Regions from separate parts of the Homo sapiens genome. Here region 2 is linked to region 1. Evidence: chromatin loops called from intact Hi-C (ENCODE). Cell type or tissue: Caco-2. All regions are shown on one strand.

What was found. Hi-C counts contacts between places; a loop is a spot of excess contacts. Peaks named below come from ENCODE experiments on the same cell type or tissue, not always from the same donor. Only the 100,000 strongest peaks of a DNase experiment are listed, where the experiment ranks them.
Region 2: a loop joins it to region 1, with 5 times the contacts of the local background. A loop is called at or near these places in 4 of 110 quality-filtered maps.

Annotation. Positions count from the first base shown.
Region 1 is chr4:140,008,960-140,016,959 of GRCh38, forward strand. The region is part of intron 1 of MAML3 (mastermind like transcriptional coactivator 3); the gene reads right to left. It overlaps LOC124900783 (a long non-coding RNA gene), which reads left to right and starts at 2,676. Exons shown (of 3, transcript XR_007058278.1): 1 at 2,676-8,000. In Caco-2, a CTCF peak has its summit at 3,866 (motif pointing right); a DNase peak (open chromatin) is centred at 3,862.
Region 2 is chr4:140,848,174-140,856,173 of GRCh38, forward strand. No RefSeq gene overlaps it. Among named protein-coding and RNA genes, the nearest start is that of TBC1D9, 96 kb to the left of the region's middle. In Caco-2, a CTCF peak has its summit at 3,056 (motif pointing left); a DNase peak (open chromatin) is centred at 3,028.

The sequences.
Region 1 (8,000 bases):
CTTAATCTTAAAACCTTTGCATATCTAAAAGGGTCATCTTTCCCAAATTCCAATACCTTTTAAACTGTGATTTAATGTTACAGTTAATTTCCGTGACTTTGAGTTCTTAATATAATAGCATGATAGATACCCAACATATAGTATGTATCTGCACTACTGTACACATGCTCAAATCTGACAACACCTAATGCTGAGACAAAACATCAGCCTGTGCCTATTGTTACAAGTCATGTGCATTTTGGTCCCTAGAATTTTGGTTTACTAAATGGGAATTGCCAGGAAGGCAGAGAGTGGTCAAATTTACGAACCAACAAGCCCCAGGCTCCCACAGGCCTTGTGCTGCACAGGAAGTGTCTCTGTTTTTTGTTTTTTAATTTTCTATAGGACAAGCTTTCCCGCTGCCCTCCCATTCACAGATGTTCCCGATCCTGACCCACTTTCCCTAGTCTGTACTACAGTCCAGTGGAGAATGCACTCTCTCAGCCTTTGTCTGTGGGCAATCTTATTCTTAGCAAGAGATCTTTTCCTATAATTTTTTTTGTCCTCCATTAACCATGCTGACCAATGTTTAAGAATCATTACATTAGTTGGTTCTTCCATTCAACTGTAACATGCTATAATAATATTTTAAACATCACTTCACTAAATTCTCCCTAAGTCAAGGAAACTATTCTGAGCAATCCAGGCACAAGATTTAATTGCATTGATTTAATTCAACAAATACATAAAGAGTACCTGCTGTGCACCAGGAACTATTCTAGGAGTCAAAGATACAGAAGTGAATAAAGAGACAAAAATCCCTGTCCTTAAGGAGCTGACATCTGAGATGCTTGCCTAGATTCATAAGAATCTGGGAAGGTACTTAGATTCACAGGAATTTTATCAGTTCAAGCTAAACTCATTTGGGATAGAATGTATCTTCTCATAATATCATTAATTAGACATTCTAGGACTGGGCTTACCACTGGTTTAGCAAATGGCTGGATGGTATAGAAAATTAAGCAACTTTGGTTATCCAGAGAAATTGTTTTCAACTTAGACTGTGTGGAAATAGGCATTGCTTTTATTGGGTGCTTCCACATCCAAAAAATTTTGTTTTCCATTGCAAAGAGGTAATTTTACCCTTACATGTATGAGAGTACCATCAAATCTACAACATAAAGTGAAGGAACAAAGAAAAACGTCATTCTTGATTCTCTACTATGCTTCACTTAAAAAAATTAATGTGTACCACAAATATGAGGGCACTGGTTAGTTCTAGACTTTATTGAAATGGGCTCATTTCACTTGATCCTAACCTGCATATCTGGCATTCAGCAGAAGGAACAAATTTAAATCAGATGTTTTGACTGGGGTGACTGGAAATTTGTACCACTGTTAAGCACACCTATACACACACACATATTTATGTTTGTGCCGTATGGTGTTTTTTAAATGTCAGCGTTCATTGAAAGTGAATATGTAACTATATGTATATTTGTTGGTATAGTCATATTTGCTTTTTAATTCCTTCTTTTCATCGGGGTAGATCAGTTTAAACAATTTAAAAATTAGAACCAAGAAGTTTTATTTAAAGAAATACTATTTAAGTGCATTGCTAACTAGAAATAAGTCAATAAGTGTTGCCCAGTAATACGTTTTTAAGATGTCTACTTGAACTTATTTTGTTGAGTATGTTCATATACTTACAACAGTTTCATAAGGTCTGCTCATGTTAGGAAAAATCCTTTAAGATCAGTGAAAACAAAAAAAATGCCAAAATATTTTGAAACGGGGTGCATTTGATAAAAATATCAAGCTATTTCTAACTTGAATTAAGGGAAATGAATGACATAATGATCCCATTAAACAATATACATGAGGCCAGCCGCAGTGGCTCAAGCCTGTAATCCCAGCACCTTGGGAGGCCGAGGCAGGCAGATCACTTGAGGTCAGGAGTTCAAGACCAGCCTGGCCAACATGGTGAAACCCCGTCTCTATTCAAAAAGTAGCTGGGCATGGTGGCAAGTGCCTGTAATCCTGGTTAACTTGGGAGGCTGAGGCAGGAGAATTGCTTGAACCCAGGAGGCGGAGGTAGCAGTGATCCAAGATTGCACTGCTTGCACTCTAGCCTGGGCGACAGGGCTAGACTCTGTCTCGAAAAAAAAAAAAAAGTGTGTGTGTATATATATATATATACACATATGTCATATATATTTATATATATGACATATATGTCATATATATTTATACATATCTGACAAATATATATTTTGTTATATATATAAAGTGTGCATATATATATATATATATATGACAAACAGACCCAAAAAACTTTACTTTGATGACTTTACCAAACAGAGAAAAGACATTGATTGGTTTTACTCAAGGTTTTCTTGTTTTGTTTTTTTTTTTTTGAGACGGAGTCTCCCTCTGTCGCCCAGGCCGGACTGCGGACTGCAGTGGCGCAATCTCGGCTCACTGCAAGCTCCGCTTCCCGGGTTCACGCCATTCTCCTGCCTCAGCCTCCCGAGTAGCTGGGACTACAGGCGCCCGCCACCGCGCCCGGCTAATTTTTTGTATTTTTAGTAGAGACGGGGTTTCACCTTGTTAGCCAGGATGGTCTCGATCTCCTGACCTCATGATCCACCCGCCTCGGCCTCCCAAAGTGCTGGGATTACAGGCGTGAGCCACCGCGCCCGGCCGTTTTCTTGTTTTTATGGGAGGTTGAGGAGTGGTTCAGGTGAACTAATGGCCTTAATGATTTTTACTATTGCTTCAGGTTTGGCTAAATACATCTAACCTCTCTGCCTGTTTGTGCACTGCAGTTTCTGTATATGCAGAGGACAGGTGTTTTTAGTATACTAAGCACTTTTCTAAAATGCAATTAATGATTCATTCTCATATTTAATCCACTTTAAACATTCCACCACTGAAAAAAGGTGAAAAGGGAGGAAAAACTTTTTTATGGAGAATTACAATGGAAATTTCTTCCTGCCTAAATTATTAAAAGTTCCAAATTAGTAAGTCTAAGTTCATTTTTATCATACATTACAGAAGTGATCTAAATCTCAAAAAAAAAAAAAGTCTACAGATGTTTTAGGCAATTACCTATTATGTAATGCCTCTTCAATCAGCCATATTTTATTGCAAGGAAGGGGTCTTAAAATAGAAAGTTTTGAAAAACAGGGAATTCTTATAAGTTTGGCAACCCAAAAAATTTTATTTTGGAGCTATTCAATGAGAAAAAGAAGATAAAAGAATTAATGTTGTATAGAGTGAAAAACAAGTTTTGCTTGTGAAATTTAAGCTTTGGTTTGGTTTCTACGAGGTAGAAAATAACCTGTTATATTTTATGTGTCAGAGGACATAAATTATGAGTGTTATAGGCTGTAGGTGACAGACATACCTGGAAGGTCAACGAGACTCAAGATCTCTGTTGTCTCAGCATGCTCCCTCTTCCCAGCCTCCTGTATGCAATCAGTCGTCCAGTTCATCAGTTCTTTCTTCCTCTTGCCTACAGTTCTCAGTTTCCTCCCATTCACTTTACTCCTGTCCAAGGCCAGCACTTAGGACTTCACACTTGTATTTCTAAAGTGACCACCACATCAGCTTCCTGTCTTCATTGTCTCATGAACTTCACCACCAAATAAAATGTTCCTAAGTTCCATCTTGGGCATTTGTTTAACAGCCTTTCTATAGACCGCTTTGCTTAATAATTTAAAATCTGTACCTTTTTACCCAGCCAGTCAAGTTTCCCCAGGATCTGGCCCTAACCACCTCTTGAGGTCTAGGTTCTATTCCTCTCCTTCATCCTGAGTCTAATTATGCAGATATCCAATGAGACAACTGCCCTGGCACCATCCCATAGGGGGCACTGAAACACCACTAATCAATTAGAAATACAGCGCCGGTTAACTCAGGTTTCTACCCTCAAACTCCTTACTCATTGGTAAAATGTAAACAAGAGCCATTCCCATAAAAGCACACAATATACCCTGAGCAAAGAGATCAAGTGCCGGTATCCACGGAAATGACCTCTATCCGTGGTGCGTATGACTAATCATATCCAATTATGAGTGCTTTTTAAAAAATGAAAGACAAGTCCAAATAGGTTAAAATGTCATGTTGCATTCCCAGCATATAACAGACATCTTATTTTGAAAATAAAGAAAGAACTATTTGGGTATACCTATTTTATTAATAGAAAACCATTCTTTCCTTTACTCTTCCACTAGAAAATGTCAAATATTTAAGGAGTCAAATGATTAGCTCATCAGGGGCACGCACGCATCTCAGTCCGCCTTCACCCTTGCCATCTTGTCTCCCTACAGTCCATGAACACAGCCTGCATTCTTCCCCTTGCCTATGCATATGCCGTTTCTTCCTCTGGAATATCTTCCTTACTTTTCCCTCAGCCACCTGCAATCCTAACTGTTCTTTAAGATGCAAGTGATTTTCTACATTTTTCCATAACATCCTCCTCACTCTCACTAGCCATTAAGTAGTCTCTGTTACCGCAAATCCTATGTTATCTCTGACATGATACCACACTGTCTTTTGTGCCCGTTTTTCTTTTTCAAGAAAAAATATACACCTACCTCATGCCAAACTTTTTTCTAAGAGTCTTAAATGCATTTTTCCATGTATTCTTCAAAATAACCTTTGACACTATTATTTCCATTTTCTAGATGAATAAACTGAGCTTTATGGAAATTAGATTACTTGCTCAAAGTCATACAACCAAGAAAAAGCCTGATTCCAATCCAAGTGTGTCCATTTCTGGAGCATGAGCTCTGACCATAATGCCATAGGGCTTCAGTCTTACTTCCCCATCCCCAGTGTAAATTCCTTCATTACTTGAGGACAAGCACTGTGTTTTGGGTACCTAGGTGCCTCTCCACAGTCCCCAATAGAGAACCTTTCTGGACCATAACAGATACTCAGCAAAGGTATATAAATGATGGTGCTGAGATTCTTTGGACCTTCTGATAGGAATGCGGTGTGGATCCCATTACACTTTCAGCTGTTCTGAAAGCACTTGAGAATGGGATGAGGCTTCTTTCAGTGGTATGGGCAAAGCCAATCGCTGCAGGAGCAACATTACAGATGCTCCACAATGTGGAACCATCTTTCTGTGATCTCCTAAATTGGCCTTATATATTTCACAACTTTTACATCTTTTCTAGTCAACTTCTTTCTAAATTCTTCTAAAGGGCTCATCATCTAACACTATTCTGACTTCCCAACACTGTAGTAAAGCAGTAAAGCAATGCCATATGCTCATTTGTTAAGCAGCTTGACATAAATATCCAACCAACCAGAGAGTAGAGAAATTAAAATGACAAAGCACGATAAATGATCAAAAAATATAGATGTCCAAAAGCCGAATGTAGACACAATTTAAAATTAGAAGACTCATCAAAGTGGGAGGGGCTGGAAAGATTAGTTACATGTTTATTATTGCAAAAACTAGGAACAGCCTAAATGTCCAAAAGAAAGGGACTGCTTAACTAAACAATGGTGTGTCCAAACAACGGAATACCACACAGTCATCAGAAATTAGTCATTCGACAAATATTCATTGAGTGCCTCATGTACATGAGGTAAATGAAAAAGAAATGATACCTGCCTTCATGGTGCTTAGAGTCTAAATGATGATACAGAAGTATATATAATGACAAAAACAATTTTATATTGCTGGGTGACGTGGTAGGTTACAATAGAGTAAATCTGTGTGAATTAGTTTTTTTGTTGTTGCTGTTGCTCATAACTTGAAGATATATTTGTTCTGTGTTCACACCTTGCCTTGAAGATGTTTAAGTTCAGCATTAACGTCATAGGAAGTGGTAAACTTCAATCACTCCCTTCCTTAGGGACACTAGGATATTGAAAAGACTAAAATACTGAAAGACCTAATTATATGTGTATAGGAAGAATGGAAAAGCTGGCATTATTTCATAAAAGTAGACATCCAAGTGAGTTGGTCTGGCAATATTAAATTTTACAGAAGAAAGTAAAGTTGCACATTCAAATTAAAACTGAAAAGTATTTCAAAATTCAAAAATTCAAAAAATTTAAAAAGTAATTAAAAATTTAAAGTGAAAATGAGGCAAGTACAAATCAAATAAAGATTAGTTTGAATTCCAATTGAAACTAATTTTCAGATAGCTCTTTGAAATATATATTCCCTGTAAGCATACATTATTTTAAAGTATGAATTAAAAGTCTTCCACTGACCAATTACAACACAGAAGTATTGTCTACTGATGCACTTTTTAAAAGAAAAAAGTCAGAAAAAGAAAAGCAAAGTCAAGTACGCAAAGAAAAAAGAGAATGAAATTTAAAATCATGAAACATCAATAAAAAGGATGTCTATCACTCTGGGTTACCCTGTTTTGCATAAGTCCTGAAGACATAACTAACTAGCAAGAACAGAAGCTCTATAATTTCTTAAGGTAAAAAATAATAAACTATAAGATTTATAATATTCGAACTTCTTTACTCTTCAAATTCTTAATTTTTAGAAATGGAGAGAAACTTCCTCAAATTGATGAAGAGCATCTAAAAAAAGTCTATCATTAAAATAGTTATTGTTGAAAGACTGAATGCTTTCTCCCTGATACCACGAACAAAGCAAGGATGTCTGTTCTCACTCCTGTTATTCAACAAAGTGTTGGAAGTGCTAGCCAGGGCAATAAGGCAGGAAAATAAAATTAAAAGTATACAGATGGGCCAGGTGTGGTGGCTTACGCCTGTAATCCCAGCACTTTGAGAGGCCGAGGTGAGTGGATCACTCGGGGTTAGGAGTTCGAGACCAGCCTAGCCAACATGGTGAAATCCTGTCTCTACTAAAATACAAAAATTAGCCACATGTGGTGGCACACGCTTGTAATCCCAGGTACTCAGGAGGCTGAGGCATGAGAATCGCTTTAACCCAAGAGGCGGCAGTTGTAGTCAGCCCAGATTGTGCCACTGCACTCCAGCCTGGGCAACAGAGCAAGACGCCATCTCAAAAAAATACATAAAAATAAAGGTATACAGATGAAAAAGGATTGGTTCCTGTTTATGAATGACATGATTGTGTAAATGGAAAATCTCAAGAGATCTTTAAAAAAAAAGGACCTCCTAAAACTAGTGAGTCCAGCAAGATAACAGGATACAAGATTAGCATACAAAATATAATTTATATTTCTATGTCCTAGCAATAAATATGTGAGCACCAAAGTTGAGAATAGAGTACCATTTACACTTACTGAAAGATGAAATATTTAGGTATAACTCTAACAAAACAAATACAGGACTTATGTGCTGAAAACTAAAAAATTCTGATGAAAAAAACCAAAGAAGATCTAAATAAATGGAGAGGCATACTGCATTAATGGATTGGAAGACAACATAGTAAGATGTGACTTTTCCTTAACTTGATACACAAGTTTAAAACAGTTCTTACCAAAATCCCAGCAATAGATTTGTAGATGAAGACAAATATTCTAAAATGTATGTGAAAATGCAAAGAGACTGATATAATGGAAGCAATTTTGAAAAAAAGAATAAAGTAGAAGGCATCAGTGTACCTGATTTCAAGACTTACTACTGTATATAGTTATGGTAATCAAGACTGTGGGGTACTAGTGAAGAGACAAACACTAGATCAATGAAACAGAATAGAGAACCCAGAGATAGATCCACCTAATACAAATATGTTCAATTTATTTTTGACAGTTGCAAAAGCAATTTCACGGAGGAAGGACAGACTTTTCAACAAATGGCCAGAGCAACTAAACATTCATTGGCAAAACAAACATAAAACAAAACCAAACCAAAAATACCCACCTTTACCTAAACCTCACACCTTATACAGAAAGTATCTCAAAACGGATCACAAACTTAAATGTAAAATGTAAAACTATAAAGATTTTAGGAAAAAAAGTAAGAGAAAATCTTTGGGAGCTAGAGCTAGGAAAGAATTCTTAAAGTCAACACCAAAAGCATAACGAGTCAAGGAAAATTTGGTAAGT
Region 2 (8,000 bases), 840 kb after region 1:
TGAAATGTTTTTTGAGAAGCTCTTCATCTTCACAATTTCATTGATTTTCTAATTTTTTGTAGTTTCATAGTTTTCTTCCTTCTACTTATTTTGCTTTTCTTTTTCTAGGTTTTTGAGGTGGAAGCTTAGATTATTTTTAATTTTAATTTTTGTGGGGAAGCTTAGATTATTGATTTAAGTTTTTTTCTTTTCTATTATGTGTATGTGGTGCTATGAATTTCTGTTGCTTTGAATTCACTGGGCTTTTTGATTCTGTGAATAGTGTTTTTCATTGGTTCTGAAAATCTTCATTGTCTCTTTAAATACTGTCCCTGCCTTATTCTTTTCCTTCTTACCCTCAGAGATACCCATTAAACACTTGTGGTATTCTTTATGTCCCTTACCTTTTTTTCTGTATCAGCAATCTTTTTGTCACTCAGTCCTTCATTGTGAATAGTTGTCCCCCCACTATTTTTCAGTATATTAATTTTTTTCTTCACCTGTGTCTAATCTGCTAATAAACCAATTCATCTACTGAGTTTTAAATTTTGGTATTTTATTACTTTTTTTCTGAAAGTTCCATTTGATCCTTTTCAAAAACTGTTTTATACTTTAAATTGTAAAAATATATGTCAGTTCATAGTTTCTCCTTCCTTTCAGATGTTATTAATTTTTAAACAAAAAATTTAAATATAGTTAATACAGTTAATTTATATAATTCTAAGACTTGAAGTCTTTGTAGTTCTGTTTCTGTGGTCTGTATTCTGCCAGATATTTCTTATGACATCTACTTTCTTTGTGTATCTGGCTATTTTTGGCTTAGTTTTGGACAAATTTTTTGATGCCTAATATGAAATTGGCTTTTTTTTCCCAGAAAGTATTTGTATTTGATTCTGCAAGGTATCTAGAGGCACTACCAGTTTAAGACAACTTTAAACTAAATTTAAGCCTTGAAATTACCTGGAAAATACAGGATACTCAGGAGAGTTTAACTGAGGTTGTGGTTCTGTGCTAGGACTGGTCTATGGGGGGGGGGGTCTTTACAGATTATTTAAGGGGTGAATCTCTTATTAGGCTTTCGATTTTATGTGGTTTCTGGGAGTTGATTTTTTTCTTCCAGTGCCAGGAGGCCACTAAAATGAAAATCCAGTATTTTTAGGGTGGATAACTACTCTCAGAGGAAAAGAAGCTTCTGTCTTCATTTGTGCTTCTGGGATGCTGACTTCTCTTCATGGTAGGTCTGGTATTTCCTTCCTATCTTGTCACTGCTTTGATTCTTTTAAGATACATTGTATATATTCTATCTATATTTATATTTTATCACATTAAATTGTTTTTTAGCTTAAATGACAGAAATGTGTTGTCTCATAGTTCTGGAGGCTAGAAGTTGGAGGAGATTAAGGTGTCAGCAAGGTTGGTTCCTTCTGAGGGTCCTGAAGGAGAATTTGTTCCGTGCCTCTCCCTAGCTTCTGGTGGTTTACTGGCAATATTTGGTGTTCCCTGGCTTATAGAAACAAGCAAACAAAAAAGAGGTTTTTTTTGCCAAAAGAATTTCTCCAAATAACCTGACTCAGCATTTCAGAAAACAGGATGGGCTTTGGTAAGGCAGTGAATGTCAGAGAACCTACACATTCTGGGCAAAGATACCATCTTTTATTGCTTGTCTTTCTGGCTTTACTCCCTCTGAAGTCAGCAGGATTTTTTTTCCCCATTGGAAGTAGTACATTCTGAAATCCAAGTGTTGTTTTTCCTGAGAATGTGTGTGTGGCATGGTCATTCCTTCAATCATTTATTCAACAAATATATGTTGAAAACCTGTGCTAAGCCAGGTCCTATGCTAGGTACTGGGATACATGGAGAATAAAAACATGGATCCTAATCTCAAGTAATTTGCAATCTAGGTTGGAGAATTGGTATTAATCTGACAACCACATAAGCAAACTATCAATACTAAACATTGTTTAATACATGGAGTAGACCTGTCATTAGAGCTATAATGGCCAAGTACAAGGTGCTATGTAAACGTTTAACTGGGATATTTAATCCAGGGGTGAGAGAAGTTTTCTTCAAGGTAAAGCTCTTGAGCTGAGATCCAAAGAATGAATTGGCATTAAATAGAAGGAGGTGAATAGGATAAGACCAATAAGGCTGTGTGGAAAACCTGTGCAAAGGCCCTGTAGTGGATGGTGCTCTGCATGTTAGAAATAGAAGATGTTAAAGCCAGTGGGGCTGGAACACACAGAGTGAGTGGGAAAGTGGTTTAAGATAATTCTGGAGATGTTGTCAGAGGCTAGGTAGAGCAGGACTTAGAAACCAATCAAGAATTCTCTTCTGTACTTGGGCTTATAGAAATGGGAGATCATTAAAATTTTTTATTGGGTCAATGTGTATGTGTGTGTGTGGGTGTGGGTGTGTGTGTGTGTGTGTGTGTGTGTGTGTAGAGGCTGCTCTTGCTCCTGCATTTAGATAAAGAATTAAATGCATGAGCTATCTTGTGAAATGCTATGTGGAATAGGGCATTAGTGGTCAATCAATGAGTATGTAAGTGATACTTCAAGAATATTTCTTTGGCCAGGTGTGATGGACCACACCTGTAATCCCAGTGCTTTGGCAGGCCAAGGTAGGATTGCTTGAGGCCAGGAGTTCAAGACCAGCCTGAACAACAAAGCAAGACCTTATCTCAATTAAAAAATGTATAAGAAGGACATTTCTCCAATATTACCTTTCAGGAACACATATCCTGAAAGTGGGATATGGCATTTCTAGTTTTATCACTTCAAACCTGCTTTTCATTTGAGCATATATGGTTTCAGCAATATCTAGGCCTAAGAGCATTCTGAAGGTCTCTGTTTTCTGGTATGGTCCAATATACCTTCTTTCTTCTCTGAAACATCCTCTACCCCCAACCACATTAGTTGGTGTTGTCTAATCTTCCTTTCTAACTGGAGAAGATTTGTGAAAGGTTTTTCTTCCTCAAAGTTACCCCTACAAACGCTAATCAAAGTAGAATCCAAAAAACTCTGTTCCCTAACGCCAGGGCATCTTTTCCATTTGATGGTCAACAGAGCCCCCTACTGGGAGAAACAGCTCAACTACATAAATACCAACACAAACAGCAAGCGTTCTGTAACGTTTGGTTCTTTACCCAGCCAATGTTTAATGTAATTACTGTGCCGTAGCTGAGACACCTACTCATTATTTTTGTGATAACTCTGACATATAATTACAAAAGATTAACTTTTCATTTGGCAAATTTTCCAGTTACTCAGTGTTGAAGAGTCATTGTAACAATTAATAAAAATCACAAATGTATAGTCTTAAAATATAATTGATGTCAAGAAATAATTTGGTTCAGTGTTATGTTTCAAGAAGACTAACATTTAAATTCTTCAGGGTACTGAGCTTTCTGTTTTATTCCTAAAATTTCCAACGGAGGACACTCCACAGTGTCATCAGAGATGAATTCTTTGCTTCTAATAATTCAATAGGTTGTTATATTTGATAATAGTATCTCCTTAAAAAAAAAACTCCTGTTAGAATGGTTCTAAATTTACAGAAAACTTACAAAGACAGTACAGAGAGTTCCTGTATTTCCATCACTCAGTTTTTCCTGTTGCTAACACCTGGCATTACCATGGTACATTTGTCATAACTAAGGAATCAACATTGGTACATTACCATTAACTAAACTCCAGAGTTTACTCAGATTTCACTATCATTGTAACTTTTCCCCTAATGTCCTTTTTCTGTTCCAGGATTTCATTGAGGACATCACATTACATTTAATTACCTTGTCTCATTGGGATCCTCTGGTCTCTGACAGTTTCTGTGACTTGCCTTGTTTTTGATGACCTTAGCAGTTTTTGAGGAATACTGGTCATGTATTTTGTAGAATGTTCCTCGGTGTGGAGTTGTCTGGTGTTTTTATCATGGTTCTACCAGGATTGTGTTATGGGTTTTTGGGAGGAAAACCCCAGTAACATTCTCATCACATCATATCAAGGCTACATACTTATGTATGCATCATTGTTGATGTTAATTTTGACAACCTGACTGAGATAGTGTTTATTATATTTCTCTACTGCAAAGGTGCTTTGTCGTTGTTGTTGTGGTTGTTTTTTGGAGTCTTGCTCTGGACTCAGCCTAGAGTGCAGTGGTGTGATCATGGCTCCCTGGATCCTCAAACTCTTGGGCTAAAGCGATCCTCCTGAGTAGCTGGGACTGCAGGTGCGTGCCACCACACCAGCTAATTTATTTTATTATTATTATTATTATTATTATTATTATTATTATTATTATTATTATTTTGTAGAGACAGGGTCTCGCTATGTTGCTTAGGCTGGTCTCAAACTCCTGGCTGCAAGCAATCCTCCTCTCTGGGCTTCCCAAAGTGCAGGTATTACAGGCATGAGCCACCACACCAGACTTGTTTTTTTAAATTTAAATTTAAATATCTTTCATCTTATTTTACAGAGATAAAGACAGAAACCTGTCAGCTTCTTTTTTCAGATGAGGGAGGATAATATATCATGGTGGTGAAGAGCAGCTTTTAGGAGCCAGAAAACGGATTAATGAGCAGTTTTGCCACTTACTGGCTGTGTGATTTGGGCAAGCTACTTTCTAAGCTTCATGATCAGAATTTGTAAAATGGGGTACTAATAGTACTTTCTTCAAAGGGTTATGGTAAGGGCGAAATGATATGATGCATGCAAAGCACTTGACTAGTGCCTGGTGCATAGTAACCATGCAAATGTTCACTATTATTACTAACGTTAAGATGACAGCAGTGATGATAAGCACTATGCATTTATTTTAGTGTCACTGTTATTCTTCAGAGTCAGTAGCAGCAAGTCCTCAGCAGGCAGTTCTTTCCATTAATATGCCAGCCTGGACTTGGTGTTTTGGGCTAAAAAGCTGAGCCTCCAGCATTCATTCAGTTACTAGTTTAACGATGTTCCCTGAGCTCCTTCTAGGTCCCCAGGATACATGGTTAAACCAGCAGACACAGTGTGGCTGCAGCCCTGTGAGTCAGGTGGAGAGTGTCCAGATAGAGGTGAGTGGGAGACAGAGGTCAGGGTTGGTTCCTATGGGACCCTGTGGGTAAAGTATAAGGACAGGCTTGATTATTTCTTCTTTAGTCTCAAGCCATCATTTTATAGGTGAAATTTAGTCTCCTCCAAGTTCATTACCATAAGATCAAAGTAGACCAACCAAATAAACAATTTTACTTGTCCCGCTTTCCTACTTTGATTTTGGTAGTTGTGCTATTGAGCTCTGAAGTGACTGGAATGGTAGTTTTCAAACTTTAGGATGAGGCCAGGCATGGTGGCTCATGCCTACAAACCCAGCACTTTGGGTGGCTGAGGTGGGAGGATTGCTTTAGGCCAGGAGTTTGAGACCAGCCTGTACAGTGAGACCCCGTTTCTTAAAAAAAAAAAAAAAATTACATTAAAAATTAGCTGGACATGGTGGCATGGGTCTATAGTCTCAGGTCTACTTGGGAGGCTAAGGCAGGAGGATCACCTGAGCCCAGGAGTTTGAGGCTGCAGCGATCTATAATCGTGCCACTGTGCTCCAGCATGGGCGAAAGAGTGAGACCCTGTCTCTAAAAACAATAACACCTTCAAGGTGCATTAGAATCACCTGTAGGGTTCCCTAGAACACTTACCCTATATCTTGAACCAATTATTTCTCGTATCATCAATCTTTCTGCAACCCTCTTCCTCACTGTGACTTGTTTCCTTATGTATTTTGAGCTTTTGGTGGTGAGTTTATATTCCTTCAAACTTGGTTTGTGAGAATTCCTTTGAGACCTGGTTTAAACAGTATTCCTCTAGTGAGGATATATGCATTCATTTCTACTAAACATTGAATGTGACTATCAGTTTGCAATAAGTTTAAATTCGTACTTTGGGTTTTTAGGTCGTATAAGTACTTGGATTCTGATACATAGCCCATGAGAAGGCTTGTCTATGGCTAAGGTATCTTGGGGTGTTGGAGGAGACTTTATCTTTTTCCCTTTTTAACTAGAACCAAGGCCAACACTGGTAAACACTTATATCAATTCCTTCTGGTAAGCATATTTTTTTTTCCAGTTTACCCACGAAGGGTGTCAATTCTTTTGGGTGCTGGCTTTGTGCTGGAGTCTCTGATTCTGAGCCTGAGCTTTGTCTCTGAGCTCCTCCTGTAGGAGCAGCACACGCCCTTCTTGTGGCCTGTTTTTGTGTGGCCTTTCAGCTAAGAATGGCTTTTACATTTTTAAACTGTTGCTAAGAAACAACAACAATGAAGTAAGTGACAAATCATATGTGGCCCACAAAGCCCAAAATATTATCTTTAAAATTGTATCTTTTCAGAAAAAAATTGTAGACCCCTAGATCATGAAAGCTAAATAAACATAGGCACCCAGGGCAAACTCTATTTCTGGTGGTCCTGTTCCCCTCTGAATAGACTAGTAGTTTCTTACTGTTTCTGGTGTCCAAGAATTTATCTTACATTCCTACCAGCTTAGCTCTTTGTCTTAAAGGAGGTGTTAATATTTTATCCATTGTTTTTAGGAGTTCTCTACTTGGAAGGTTCCTCTGGACATTGAGCACCTCTTAATATATGAAAAAGAATCCTCGCTCTTTACTTCCTGTCGAGCAAGTCTCAGTGCCATAGCAGGGCTATAAGAAGGGATGGCCTTCTTATGCACTGGCCTGTGAGCCAGTGCTGGGAAGTATGATATAACTGAAATGGGAGACTTCCCTTGCACCCCTTCTCAACACATGCGACAGGAGTGTGGCTCTCTGTTTGGTGAGTTCAAACCCCTTTTATGGGAGGAGGATCATGAAGATGGCAGGTGCAGGAACCAGAGTGACTGCTTTGGGGCTCTGGCCCCATGGCAGTGTCTAGGGGTGGGTGTCTGCGACTCCCAAAGCCCAGGTGGGTGCATGTTACAGTGTGCTCTTTTAGTCTTGCCCTTCTGGATGGCTTAAGGGTTAACCAGGTCAGTGGGCCCTCTGCCTTTTTGCAAGGGCAGGGGGCCAGCATGACAACTTTCTGTATCCTGAGCTCTTGTCCAGCCATCCCAAAAAATTGGGTCCGACATTAACTTGAAGGCTGAATGTGGGGGTTTTATTCAGTGGTGGTGATGGCTCTCAGTGGAATGGATGGGGAGCTGGACAGGAGATGGAGTGAAAAGATGATCTTTCCTTAGAGTTTGGCTGTCTAGCTGCTGATTCTCTGACCATCCCCAGCCAAACTTCTCCTGATGTTCCTTCTCTTCTCTCCCAGCCTGGGGCTTGGGGTTTATATGGGTACAGGACAGGGGGCGTTGTGGGCCAGAAGGCAACTTTTGGGTGCAAAAACAGGAATGTCTGTCCTTATTTAGGGCCGCAGGTATTCAGGCTTGAGGGTGGTACCTTTGCTGGGGAAACCACCCTCTTCTATCCAGTATTTCCATGACTAATCATATTTTGAAGGGGCGAGTCTAGAAAATAACACACATTGGGGTCTTAAAATAATGAGCTTCCTTGCATAGCTAAAATTAGCATTCTGTGGGGACTCACCTTGTGGGTTGTGTGTGTGTGTGTGTGTGTGTGTGTGTGTGTGTGTGTGTTTGCAGGTGTCCCTGCTTATATACAGTGGTTGCATCATCCTATTCTACTTCCAGTACTTCCAGACTAGACTTGTTCCTGTTCAGGGAGTGTTTCCTGATTATACATAATCTTCCTATACATAAACTTTCAGTTTTCTTTTTTTTATTATAGAGACAGGGTCTTGCTCTGTCACCCAGGGTACAGTGGTGCAATCATAGCTCACTGCAGCTTTGACATCCCTGGCTCGGCTCGGCTCAAGTCATCCTCCAGCCTCAGCCTCCTGAGTGGATGGGACTATAGGCACATGCCACCATGCCTGGATAATTTTTTAATGTTTTTCTAGCGACAGCGCTCTCACTTTGTTGCCCAGGCTGGTCTCAAACTCCTAGCCTCAAGCAACCCTCCTGCCTTGGCCTCCCGAAGTGTTGGGATTACAGACAC